Regions from separate parts of the Homo sapiens genome. Here all the other regions are linked to region 1. The links are chromatin contacts, found by Hi-C or POLR2A ChIA-PET in ENCODE. All regions are on one chromosome and are shown on one strand. The core of a region is the stretch at or near the end of the contact, and the rest is flanking DNA. Distances in the headings are between cores, read along the strand shown.

Region 1 (2,885 bases), core at 142-2,641:
AATGCTTATAATGCCCAACTCCATTAAAATAAAGATAGAATAAGCTGCAAGAATAGTGATACCAGATACTGTGAAGCAGTACAATTCAACATGTGAAACACTGACAGAAGTCAAATTTGTACTCCACCCCAAGAAACCTAAACCTTCCCTTATCTGATCAGTTATGTAACAGAATAATGGATCCTGGCATTTGCTTGAAAATACATAGTGTAGGTATGGGGAAAATGTAGGTTAAGAAAAACTATCATTTGGACGGTATTAAGCTCCAGAAAATCACCAGAATAGAAAAAGTAGAAAGCAAAATTGATGTATTTATTTTTGACTAAGTCACTAACTGCAAACAAACGAGGAGAGCAAATATTATTTAAATTATCCATCCCCACTCCACTGGTCAAAAATATAATTTTTCTTTACAGAATGTGGAGAAAAGGGGCTCCCCTGAAGTGTGTTAAAAGAGATGAGGACGGTCAGAAAAATCTGTCTGAAAAAAAAACGGAACTATCTTTAAATAATACTGCAAAATAGAAATATAAGCTACATCTTAATAAATAAATGTCTCTGGTTAATGGGAGGAAAGATGTGAGGCAGGCAGGATTACAAAGCAACGAGACAGCGGGAGGTAAGGGCACAGGATTTGGAGACTCATATATTATGTCAACACAGCCAGGAAATCAAAATCCTAGACCTAAACTGCACAATCAAAAGTAGGATGTAGACAACTATTGCGGAATCAAAAGTCCTAGCCATATGCTCACCAGCCTTTTGAAATGGGACAAGTGATACTATCAGTCTCATCTGTAAAATAAAAGTATAGTGTTTTCCCTGCCTACTTCATGTTTTGTTATGTTTACAAAATGGTACTATTCCGCTCTATGTTTAACTCACAAGCACGCAGAAGCGGAGCAGGCTGAAGATAGGATGCCTGTCACAGGAGCTCTGCCTCTTCCTACATCTTACCTGTCGCCTGCTGCTTCAGGAAAGGTACCTGGTAGGATCCAGGACCCACATGGGCCTCAGTGCTGCCACCTTCAGCCAATTTGAGCAGGCGGGGAGCCCGATCATACATAGTGCTCGGGGTGGTGGGGGCGCTGGGGAAGGGCAGGTGCCGAAAACGATAAAAACAAGGTAGCTAGAAGTGTGGAGAAAAAGGAAGCCGACACCAGTCTGAGGAGGCCGGGAAAGAACTTCCGTAAACAGGGAAATTAGGGGTGGGGTTGTCTCCCCGCCCGCTCATTGATACCAGATTTCCTCAAATCGATTTCTAGCTCTGTGGTAAAGTAGAGGGGTGAGCGACTAGAGATTAGACGTCCCACACAATCATCAGTTTGCCAGGTGCACGCCACCAAAATTGGGTATTAGGGATTAGACGCTCGCCCCGGTGCTTCCGGCCCTGACTCCGCCCACTTCTCTCCGCCCGGAAGCCTGGGGAGGAGGCGGGCCCAGTCTCTGGGGAGGAGGCGGGCCCAGTCTCTAGGGAGCGAAGTGGAGGTGCCTTCCTGGGCCGAGCCCTCGGAGCATGCGCACCGAGCAGCCACCCTTTCCCGGCTCTTTTTACCCGGAACCCGGCGCGCCTTGAAGAAGGCAGGCCTAAACCTCGTAGCTCTTGGGGTCCCGGTAACTACTTAGGTCCCGAACTTTTTTAAGTATGCAGAAGAACCTTAGAAAACGCGTTAGGAAGGGTGAGGACTAACTTGACCTTGATCTGCTTCCCGACTCAACAGAACCTAGTAAAGAAAAATGCAGTAGCATGAAGCAGAGAGCTTGGGGTTCCGCAAGCTCTCCCCCGCTTCTACTGCAGCCCCACTCGTACTCACAGAGAAAAGGCACCTCTGATCTTAACCTGTAGATAGTCCAAACTGCTAAGACAAACCCAGGGCTCAGGGCAGTGACAAGAAATGGAGAACCCAGAAAAAAAAATAACAAATAAGATAAGGGTAAAAAAGAAAAAAAAAAAAAAAGAAATGAGGACACCAGGCAAGGAGGCGAAAAGCTCACCAACTGAAGCCGTGGAAGTGACTGAAAGCTGCCTCTTTTGTCGTATGCCAGGTAACCACAATACTGATTCATCAATATTTAAAAAGCAAAGCGAAGGCACTGAAAAAGCCCAGTCCACCCCACCAAACCAATGATTCTGAACCTTGGGCAAAAGAAACCTTGCTTGTCCTTGGGGCTTAAGGAATCTATGTCAGAATCCACCTCTGCATCTCGCAGGCTGTTTTTTCTAGCAAGAATTCTGTCCAGATTATAAATATCCTCAGAGGCTTAGACAAATCCTACCTTGATCATACCTCACCTCCAAATGGTCTACAGTACGTTAATTTGTTCCTACTACAAGTTTTTATAGTTTTCATACTCTGTAATACACGATTTGCCACTCAATCCTGTGCAACATTTACTGTGGCTTCATTGTGCCATATAGGTCGGAACCCTCTCCTTGCGAGGCTATATGCTTCTCAAGGATGTATCTGTAGTACCTTTTTTTCTGTTCAATAGCTAGCTAAATTATTTATGCACTTAAAAAACACGAATTGGCATATACTGTAGGTTCCATCCCTGCTAAGTTATGAGGATACAAAGGCATAAGAAAGTCCCTGCCCTCAGGTGTTCTCTCTCTAATGGGGAAAGAGACGTATAATCCAAAACGAGAGGTGGCAAAGATTTTTTTTAATGGTAGGAAAATGAATATTGCAATATTTTGGAAACATCTCACCAACTTCGATTCTCCCTGCATTCTGTCAGAAACCCTCATAATTCTCTCAATGTTGTTTTAACCTTATTTTCCAAGCTGCCACCTATACCCATTCAGAAGATCTAGATATTTACTATGACATATTAGAAAGAGTCACAGAGATGAAAGAGAAAAATTCATGTGCTGTGTATGATAA
Region 2 (2,885 bases), core at 138-2,637, 600 kb after region 1:
TTTTTTTTTTGGTAGAGACAGGGTCTTGCTTTGTTACCTAGGCTGGTCTCCTGGGCTGAAATGATCCTCCTACCTCAGCCTCCCAAAGTGTTGGGATTATAGGCATGAGTCACCGTGCCCAGCCCAACTCTCAAATTATATCACACAGGCAGGAAGTGTCTGATAGCAGGTGGCATAGGCTCTGTGGGACTGTTTTCTTTTAAGAAACAATCTCTCATCATCAACATGCTTGAGGCCCCAGGAAAGGTCTTTAGTGCTTTAACTTGGGCACTCTGTGTTTGTCCAGCTGCACTGACATTTCATGGTGTGGGTGAGTCAGTGGGGAAGGGAAAGGCAGCAGCCATGAGAGGCAAGCCAAGGATATGGAACCTCTGGAAAGAACCAAAAAGATCAATGGGTGTCCTGCCTTTTCACCTCCCTATCCACTGGATTCACTTGATAGTAGTAGCAGCAAAAGAGCCATCCAGTCAGTAGGGACCTGCCTGGTCTGCAACGAAAGAAGGAGGCTTTCTGGGCCCTATTTCGTCAAGAGAAGGATTTAATATTTCACTTAGCCAGACCTCCATGTTCAACTGAAGGACAGACATCCCCGTGGATGTCTAAGCAGACATTTATCCTGGCAGCTGTGGGGCCAGATTCCTGGACTTTATGACTCAGGCTTTTTCAAAAGCAAAAAAACACTACAAGAGAAGGCCCTCATTATTTAAAAAGAATTAAGGATTCCCAGTTCAGGCAAGTCTTCCAGGGTCCTAAACTGGGGATCAGTCAGGTGAATTCAGCCAGTGATTGGTTTGGTTCACACAACGTTTTATTTTTTATTTTTAATTGGCAACCCCTGCACAAAGCAACAATACTGGAGGTAGGGTTTCAGGATTTAGACTGAGGCCCACAAGTGTTTTCTGAGCACTCTGGATGGGCAGGCTCTCTGATAGGCCGGTTCTCTGATAGGCCAGTCTTCCGGTCACTCACTCTAGTCCTGCCCAGTGACCTTGAAATAAATTGCAGCGCAAAATAGCAGAGTGCCCCACCTTCAGAGTGTTTGAGACTTTCCCCTCCTGAGTGGAAACACGGAGGCTCAGAGCAAGATTAGGAGAATCAGTCTTGGCAACAGATAAAGGGATCAATGGAAGAAGGAGCAGCTGAGGCCTGGGGAAATTTACATAAGCCTGCTAGAAGTAGGGGCTCAGAGCCTCAGAAGGGACAGTAAGAAACCAGACCAAAGGAAAACATCTGTAATGAGCTGTGAGGACCAGTGAGCTGCAGAGGTCAGAGCAGGCACCTCCCCACCTACAGAACAATCAAGCAGTTGCCAAAGCAAACCTTTCTGCAGTTGGGATTTATTTTATTGTCATTCTTCCCTTCCCATGGCTGCTGAGCCTTTGAAGTAATCCTCAGCGTGAAAAGATAGGAGGATGTGCACATAAGAGGCCCTTTGAAAAAGCCTTAGGGAAAGTAGCCAAGCTCCGGAGGGAGCAATTGTAAAGTGACTAGAACAAGGAAGTAGGGAAGGACTGTGGGGAGACCAGGCGGGTAGCTTAAAACCCTTGCCATAGCAAGCCTTTTTTAAGTGGCAAGCCAGAAGGCCCAGCCCAGTGGGCCTCAGCCAGCACTTGGGCTCATGGTCCTATTTCAGCATGAAATTCATTCCTGTGACTGCAAGGGAGCCGAACAGTACAACGATCTTAATGACTGTATTGCAAACCACAAAGGATCTATGTTCATGAATAAGCAATAATCAGCTGAAAACATATTATGTTTACCACAAAAAAAAAAGGCGGAAAGAGCACAAAATCTAGTGAGTAAAGTGTAGGCAGCAGATAGTAATGTGGTAGCCGATGTTCATCCCCTTGACCACTCTCATCAGGCCCAGAGACATGGTGCTTACATTTGCTCCAGTGGAGACTGGATAGAAAGAGTAGAGATGCAAAGAAAAAAACAACCTTAGCTTTTTAGGGAAAACACTAAGGGCTCTGGCATAAAACTGGAGAGATTACAGGGGGTATGTGAATATACAGAGCAGGTACCTCATCTGCTCTGCCATCATGACCAATAAAGAGCTTTGAGCCAGAGAGAGGGAAAAGAGTTTGCAGTCAAGGAAAATTATAAATTATAGCATGAAGTCCCTGTACTGTGCTTCTATACCCTGGAATACATCCTGGGGGAAGAGTGACCAGATGCCCCATGAAACATGAAGAGATCCAAGGCAGAGAGAACTCATGTCCTGTTCTTCATCTGGATATTTGATGTCTGTTTGGAGAAGGCCAACAGGAAAATGGTATGGAAGATCTAACCACCAGAGGGCCAATAGCTGACCCCATGTTCCTAGTGGCTTCCAAGTGCCCCAGAAGATTTTGCAGGTAACTGAGAGAGAAAGAGAGGAGCAGTGCTGCTCCAGGATTGCTTGGGTCAAAGTGAAGATCCAAGAAGTAGGAGACCTGGATTACGAGACTTGTGTCAGTGATGGGAGAAAGTTGCGGCTGCAGTCTTGGAGGCATCCTCAGCTCCGTGGTGCTAAGTGGGAGCAGAATGGACACTCATATGAAGATGGGCTCTCACCATCTGTAGGAGTAAGCACCATGGGCTGTGCGCACCAAGAACAAGGCTGGTCCAGGTGACGTGGGATGGGGTGGGGGCTGTGATAGGAGACCAGAGTGGACCCATTTTCCTCCTCTGGTGGCTTCAGTGGGATTTTCCATAAGCCTCCAGGAGTTTAGGATAGACACCACAAAAAGGGGAGGAAGAAAACCCTGAGGAAGGGGGAATATAACTGAATTTCCAATTAGAAGATACTGGAAAGTTACTGGCTGGGGCTGAGAAGACCCAGAAAGTAGCATTTGGAATATGATGATGAGAGCTGGCACAGCTCTGGGAACTAATACCACTCA
Region 3 (2,885 bases), core at 122-2,621, 560 kb after region 1:
GTGCAGAAGGGAAATGTGGGGTTGGAGCTCCCACACAGAGTCCCTGCAGGGGCACCACCTAGTGGAGCTGTGAGAAGAGGACCACCATCTTCCAGACCCCAGAATGGTAGATCCACCTACAGCTGCACCATGTCCCTGGGAAAGCTGCAGACACTCAATTCCAGCCCATGAAAGCAGCTTGGGTAGGGAGGCTGTACCCTGAAAACACAAGGATGGAGCTGCCCAAGACCATGGGAAACCACCTCTTGCATCAACATGACCTGGATGTAAGACCTGGAGTCAAAGGAGATCATTTTGGAGCTTTAAAATTTGATTGTCCTATTGAATTTTGGACTTGCATGGGCCCTGTAACCCCTTTGTTTTGGCCAATTTCTCCCATTTGGAACTGTTGTATTTACCCAATGTCTGTATCTCCATTGTATCTAGGAAATAACTACCTTACTTTCGATTTTACAGACTCATAGGCAGAAGAGACTTGCCTTGTCTCAGATAAGATGTTGGACTGTGGCCTTTTGAGTTAATGCTGAAATAAGTTAAGACTTTGGGGGACTATTGGGAGGCCATGATTGGTTTTGAAATGTAAGGACATGAGATTTGAGAGGGGTAAGGGGTGGAATGATATGTTTTGGCTGTGTGTCCCCACCCAAATCTCATCTTGAATTATACTCCCATAATTTCGATGTGTTGTGAGAGGGACCCAGTTGGAGATAATTTAATCATGGCAGAAGTTTCACCCACACTGTTCTTGTGGTAGTGAATAAGTCACATGAGAGCTGATGGCTTTATAAGGGGTTTCTGCTTTTGCGTCATCCTCATTCTGTCTTTGCCTGCTGCCCATCCATGTAAGATGTGACTTGCTCCTCCTTGCCTTCCACCATGATTGTGAGGCTTCTCCAGCCATGTGGAACTGTAAGTCCAATTAAACCTCTTTCTTTTGTAAATTGCCCAGTCTCAGGTATGTCTTTATCAGCAGTGTGAAAATGGACTAATACACCCATGATTCAATTACGTACCAGGTCCTTCTCATGACACCTGGGGATTATGGGAACTATAATTCAAGATGAGATTTGGGTGCGGACACAGCCAAACCATATCAGGAAGAAAGTTATCTAACTACTTAGTAGCCCTGTTGATCTCCTGCCTCCCAGTCTGGTGTCCTCTCATTTATACATACTGGCTCTTCTCAGAGTATCATTTATTGGCTAAGCATTATAATAATGTGATCTCCCAGCAGAGAATACCTTTCTAGGACATATCAAAAAGGTAAACTCTAGAGTTTACTTAAACTCATATCTTCTGTATCAGTCAGGGTGAAGATAAGGTTAAGATAGGCAGGAAGCCACTACTACTGTTTGAGGGGAAGGGGAGGAAGTGGTCATTGGAACTTGAAGAGCTGTGGTTGTACAAGATGCAGCGATCTTTGGTAGAGAAATGTTGCTGTGCATTTACTGCTAACAAGGAGGTATCTGGTCAAGTAAGTGTACCTTCTTCTGGTCTTCTGTTGCTGATGCCTCCCATTGGATGAACCCGACTGGAAGTCAGAGGGCAAGAAAACCTGTTGATGTAGTCCATAGGACCCCAGAACATTGAGTAGAAGGGAAAGGGTAGAGAATAGGTTTGAAGGTGGCCTTATACCAAACTTCATTTTAAAAGTGAAAGCACTCAGAACCTGTATTAGTCATAGTTCTCTAAAGAAATAGAGCCAATAGAATATAGATAGAGAGAGAGCGAGATAGATAAACAGATAGATAGACAGAGATATAGATATATCAGAAGGGATTTACTTCGGGAATTGGTTCACTTGATTATGGAGGCTGAGAAGTCCCACAATATCCTGTCTGCAAGCTGAAGAACAAGGGAAGATGGTAGCATGGCTCAGTCCAAATCCAAGGGCCTGAGGACCAGGGGAGCCAACGGTGTAACTCTCAGTCCTAAGCTGACAGCTTGAAAATTGGGGAGTATCTGGTGCAAGTCCTGGAGTCCAAAGGCCCGGGAGTTCTGATGTCCAAGGGCAGGAGAAGATGGGTGTCCCAGTTCCAGAAGAGAGAGTGAGCAAATTTGCCTTTCTTCTGCCTTTTTGTTCTGTCAGGCCCTCAGTCAACTGGATGGTATGGGCCTGCACTGGGTGAGGAGGGATCTTCCTAGTCCAGTTATTCAAATGCCAGTCTCTTCTGGAACACCCTCACAGACATATCTAGAAACAATGCTTCATCAGAAGTTATCTGCATGTCCCTGAATCCAGTCAAATTGACACCTGAAATTAACCATCCTAGACACAAAGAATTAAATGACTTGTTGCATGTCATTGATAGATATTAGATTCTCACTGTATTTATGACCTAATAATTGGGTTCTATCCACATAGTGATGAAGAATGAGAATACAAGTCTAAACTTGGAAAATCTGCCACAAACAGAACACCTAAAAAAAGTTTTGTTTTTGAAAGAGAGTGATATGCACATCTTCCACAGAATTAGCATTCATTAGGAGTTTTTGTGCTTTGAACTTTGCAAGTCTGATTCATCACATGTTACAAAGAAAATAATCTTAAGATCATGAGTTTTCTTCCTGCTTCTGCCCTAATGATTATCACAGTTTATGGGACATTTAGGAGAAGCTGAAGCAGAGTATTACATTGGAGATGTTTAGTTAAATAAAACAAGATAGCTAAGTCAAAGAACCTTGTTGAAGAGAGTCACAGAATTGCATCCTCAAACATGGATTTTTCATAATTAAAGGACTTTGAGACAACTTTTCAGGCTCATAGAAGTCCACAAGATGGTTCTTAAAAAAATCGAGGTGACAAGACTTTTGAGCACAAAATACTGAAACTTTAGGGGAATAAAGCAAAAATTGTACTTTTTTTTTCTTTCAAGGAAGAGATA
Region 4 (2,885 bases), core at 252-2,751, 550 kb after region 1:
TGGAGAGAAGAGTTAATGGGATCAAGGCTGGCTCATGAGTTATCAGCTACTCCACGAAGCTGAGTCTCATAGATTAATGCAGAACTGGCAAGCTTAAAGTCCTGGGGAAAAGGCTGAAATGATACATGGGGATGGTTAAAAACAGTGGTAAACATTTGAAAATGAAGGTCTTAGGTATGGTATAGAGGGTAAAGCATCACAATTCCAAACAAAATTAAAGATATTGCACCTCTAATACATTACCAGAGGCTAGTAAATAAAGATTTAAAAAGAAGGAAAAAATATAACACCTAAGTATTCCTGATGTTTATTGAGGATGAAGAAAAAAATGAATAGAAAGAAAAGAAGGCAAAGACCAAAGAACCTTCCCTGGAAGAGCAGGGCTGTGCTTTGGCATCAGGAGCCAAACCCCACACCCACCTGTGCTAGCGGGCTCTACTACCTAGCTAGGAAGGACGGGGTGCTTGTGTGCTTGCTTCAACAGCTTCATTGAGCTGTTCACGTGCCTGAAGAGTCACCCATTTAAAGTATGCAATTTAGTGGTTTTTAGCATATTCCCAGATATGTACAATCATCACCACAATTTTAGAACGTTTCCTTCAGCTCAGAAAGCAACCTTGTACCCTTGAGCTCTGACTCTCATCCATTCTCCTGTTCATCGCCCAGCCCATGCAACCACTAATCTACTTTCTGTATCTATAGATTTTCCTATTCTGGACATTTTCTATAAATGAAAATGCGACTTTTGTGACTTATTGCACTTAGCATCGTGTTTTCAAGGTCCATCCATGCTGCAGTGTCTATCGGTACTTCATTTCTTTTTATAGCTGAATAATATTCTATTGTGTGGCTATGCCACATTTTGCTTATCCATTCAGCAGCTGAAGGACATTTGGGTTGTTTTCACTTTGGGACTATTGTGGATATTTTGAATAAACATTCATGTCGAGGTTTTTGTATAGACATATGTTTCCATTTCTCTTGTGTATGTACCTAACAGTGGAATTGTTGGGTCATGTGGCAACTCTCTGCCTGTTTGAGAAACTGCCAGGCTGTTTTCCAAAGTGCCTGCACCATTTTACATTCCAGCAGCAGCTCATAAGGTTTCTCTACAACCTCATCTATCATGTGTGCTCATCTTCTGGCTTTACATAGCTTCTTCTATGTGACAAGAGAAATGAGATAAAAATATAGGATTTGCTTTCTAGGCAAAAGAACCCACTGTTATTAATATCCTAAGAAATGCTTATTTTCTACTTTATAGTTCTAGTACAAATGTGAGCTGACTTTTTTTTCAGGATGTACTATAATAATTTGAGTGTTGAAGAGAAAATCCAATGCTGAATGTGAAATACGTAAAAAATATTTCCTGTGTTACCACTTAAGCAGTAAATAGCCCAAAGCCTCTCCCAATACCCCACCACCTCACCACTTTGAACTGGGCAATTCTTACTCATCTTTGAGTTCTCTGGATGCCTTCCCCAAGTCACTGGCTTGAGATAGGTCACCTTGGGGTGAAGCTCCCATGGCACCTCTACTTCCTCTGACAAAACGTGACTCAGAGTTTTGTTTTGTTATCATTATTCCATATCCGCCTTGTCCTCTAGTCTGTAAGGCACTGGGGCAGAGTGACCTTGGCTGTCTTTCCTACAGTATCTCCATCATCTAGCCATGTGTGTACTCCATAAGTATTTGCTGAATGAAGACGCAAAAAAGGTTTTCCACTAAGAAGTTTTCCTGCTTACTAAACTTTTCAGTGAATGTGTATAAATTAGGCTTCACTAAAGTGTTTGCTTTGTTTATGAAAAACCCAAGCTGCATCTTAGCTCTTTGGCACACTCCGAGAACAGGCTTATTTTACCAGCAAATTCCTCCCTGAGTCAGCTAATGCTAAGGTATGTTCAATACTTTTCTGAAAACGATCCTAATCTCCCCTAACAGAGGCCAGAGTGTAGCTGAAACAGCTCTTCTGACAGTTAGGAAGCTCTGATTCTGTCAGTCATTTTCTGTTCTTTATCATGTTTTTTTTCAAAGGAAAAAGCTGTTTTCCTGTGTGTGAGAACATTCTCTCTTATCTAATAATGCTCAATTGTCTTTCTGTTCCATTAGTGTGCAGGAAACCACCTGTCCAATTGAGATCAGAGCTGCAGATGTCAAAGTGTCTCATTTTATATAGATGTGCAGCTGTCAGATCAGAGATCAAAGGCTTCTCTTTAATGAAAACAAGTCATCTTTACCAACATGACTGTAGAATTTATACGAATACAGTTATCTGGATTGAATGATTGGCATTCATCTTTTTCAAGCTCCCATCATTTTAACAATGACTTGGCTCTCCCAACTTCCTCAAGTAAAGAACGAGGCAAACATCCTAACCTCTGCTCCCTCTCCTCTAATTCTGCTCCTATTTCTCTGGTCCCTGTACCAGAGGATTCATAATGGTCTCCCATGGGTCATGCTTGAGAGAGTTTTATTTGACCAAATGCATATAAAAAAAATTGTTGGGATTAAGGGCCAGTATTTTCAAATTGGAAGATTTCACATAAAAATCAGATCTCCAATTTTTCTTGAAAAATCAGGCAGTCCCAACACTGAGTTGTATTCTCAAAGACGAATATTGTAGTGTAGTCACTAAGGTGGTTTCCAATGATGCTTACCTCCTGGTTTGCATGCCTTTGTCAAATCTCCTCCCCTTGAGTGTGTGGTGAACTTGGCTCACTTCTAATTAACAGAATCCAGCAACAATGATAGGATGTCACTTCTGAGATTGGGTTACAAAAAGACTGCCTTCCATCTTTCTTCCTCGCTTGCTCTGGAGAGGCGCTGACTGCCCTATTATGAGCTGCCTTAAGGAGAGACCCATATGAAAAGGAACCAATTCCATC

Evidence for each region. A loop is a pair of places that touch in the nucleus more often than their neighbours do. ChIA-PET counts read pairs that join two places held with the same protein, here RNA polymerase II (POLR2A). Pooled maps may share reads with other maps.
Region 2: a map of HCT116 shows a loop between it and region 1 (2.5-fold over the local background). The contact joins the enhancer-like site here to the promoter of STPG2 in region 1. A Hi-C loop is called at or near these places in 2 of 168 maps with a recorded cell type or tissue (HCT116 and mammary epithelial cell) and 5 of 50 pooled maps.
Region 3: a map of naive thymus-derived CD4-positive, alpha-beta T cell shows a loop between it and region 1 (3-fold over the local background). The contact joins the enhancer-like site here to the promoter of STPG2 in region 1. A Hi-C loop is called at or near these places in 1 of 168 maps with a recorded cell type or tissue (naive thymus-derived CD4-positive, alpha-beta T cell) and 4 of 50 pooled maps. POLR2A ChIA-PET finds 5 or more read pairs at or near these places in 1 of 52 experiments (MCF 10A).
Region 4: a loop to region 1 is called in a pooled map, with 4 times the contacts of the local background. The contact joins the enhancer-like site here to the promoter of STPG2 in region 1. A Hi-C loop is called at or near these places in 1 of 168 maps with a recorded cell type or tissue (MCF 10A) and 4 of 50 pooled maps. POLR2A ChIA-PET finds 5 or more read pairs at or near these places in 1 of 52 experiments (WTC11).

Annotation. Positions count from the first base shown.
Region 1 is chr4:98,142,085-98,144,969 of GRCh38, forward strand. It overlaps STPG2 (sperm tail PG-rich repeat containing 2), which reads right to left and starts at 1,392. Exons shown (of 11, transcript NM_174952.3): 1 at 958-1,392. The coding sequence starts at 1,066. RefSeq lists an enhancer at 1,119-1,218.
Region 2 is chr4:98,746,509-98,749,393 of GRCh38, forward strand. No RefSeq gene overlaps it. Among named protein-coding and RNA genes, the nearest start is that of TSPAN5-DT, 89 kb to the left of the region's middle. RefSeq lists enhancers at 947-1,497, 1,498-2,048. Within about 2 kb of position 1,388, at least 4 of the 41 ENCODE cell types and tissues checked have a DNase peak (open chromatin) inside an H3K27ac peak, as active enhancers do; they include HCT116, where a contact is called at or near this core.
Region 3 is chr4:98,704,965-98,707,849 of GRCh38, forward strand. No RefSeq gene overlaps it. Among named protein-coding and RNA genes, the nearest start is that of TSPAN5-DT, 48 kb to the left of the region's middle. Within about 2 kb of position 1,372, at least 2 of the 41 ENCODE cell types and tissues checked have a DNase peak (open chromatin) inside an H3K27ac peak, as active enhancers do.
Region 4 is chr4:98,687,035-98,689,919 of GRCh38, forward strand. No RefSeq gene overlaps it. Among named protein-coding and RNA genes, the nearest start is that of TSPAN5-DT, 30 kb to the left of the region's middle. RefSeq lists a cis regulatory region at 1-238. Within about 2 kb of position 1,502, at least 5 of the 41 ENCODE cell types and tissues checked have a DNase peak (open chromatin) inside an H3K27ac peak, as active enhancers do.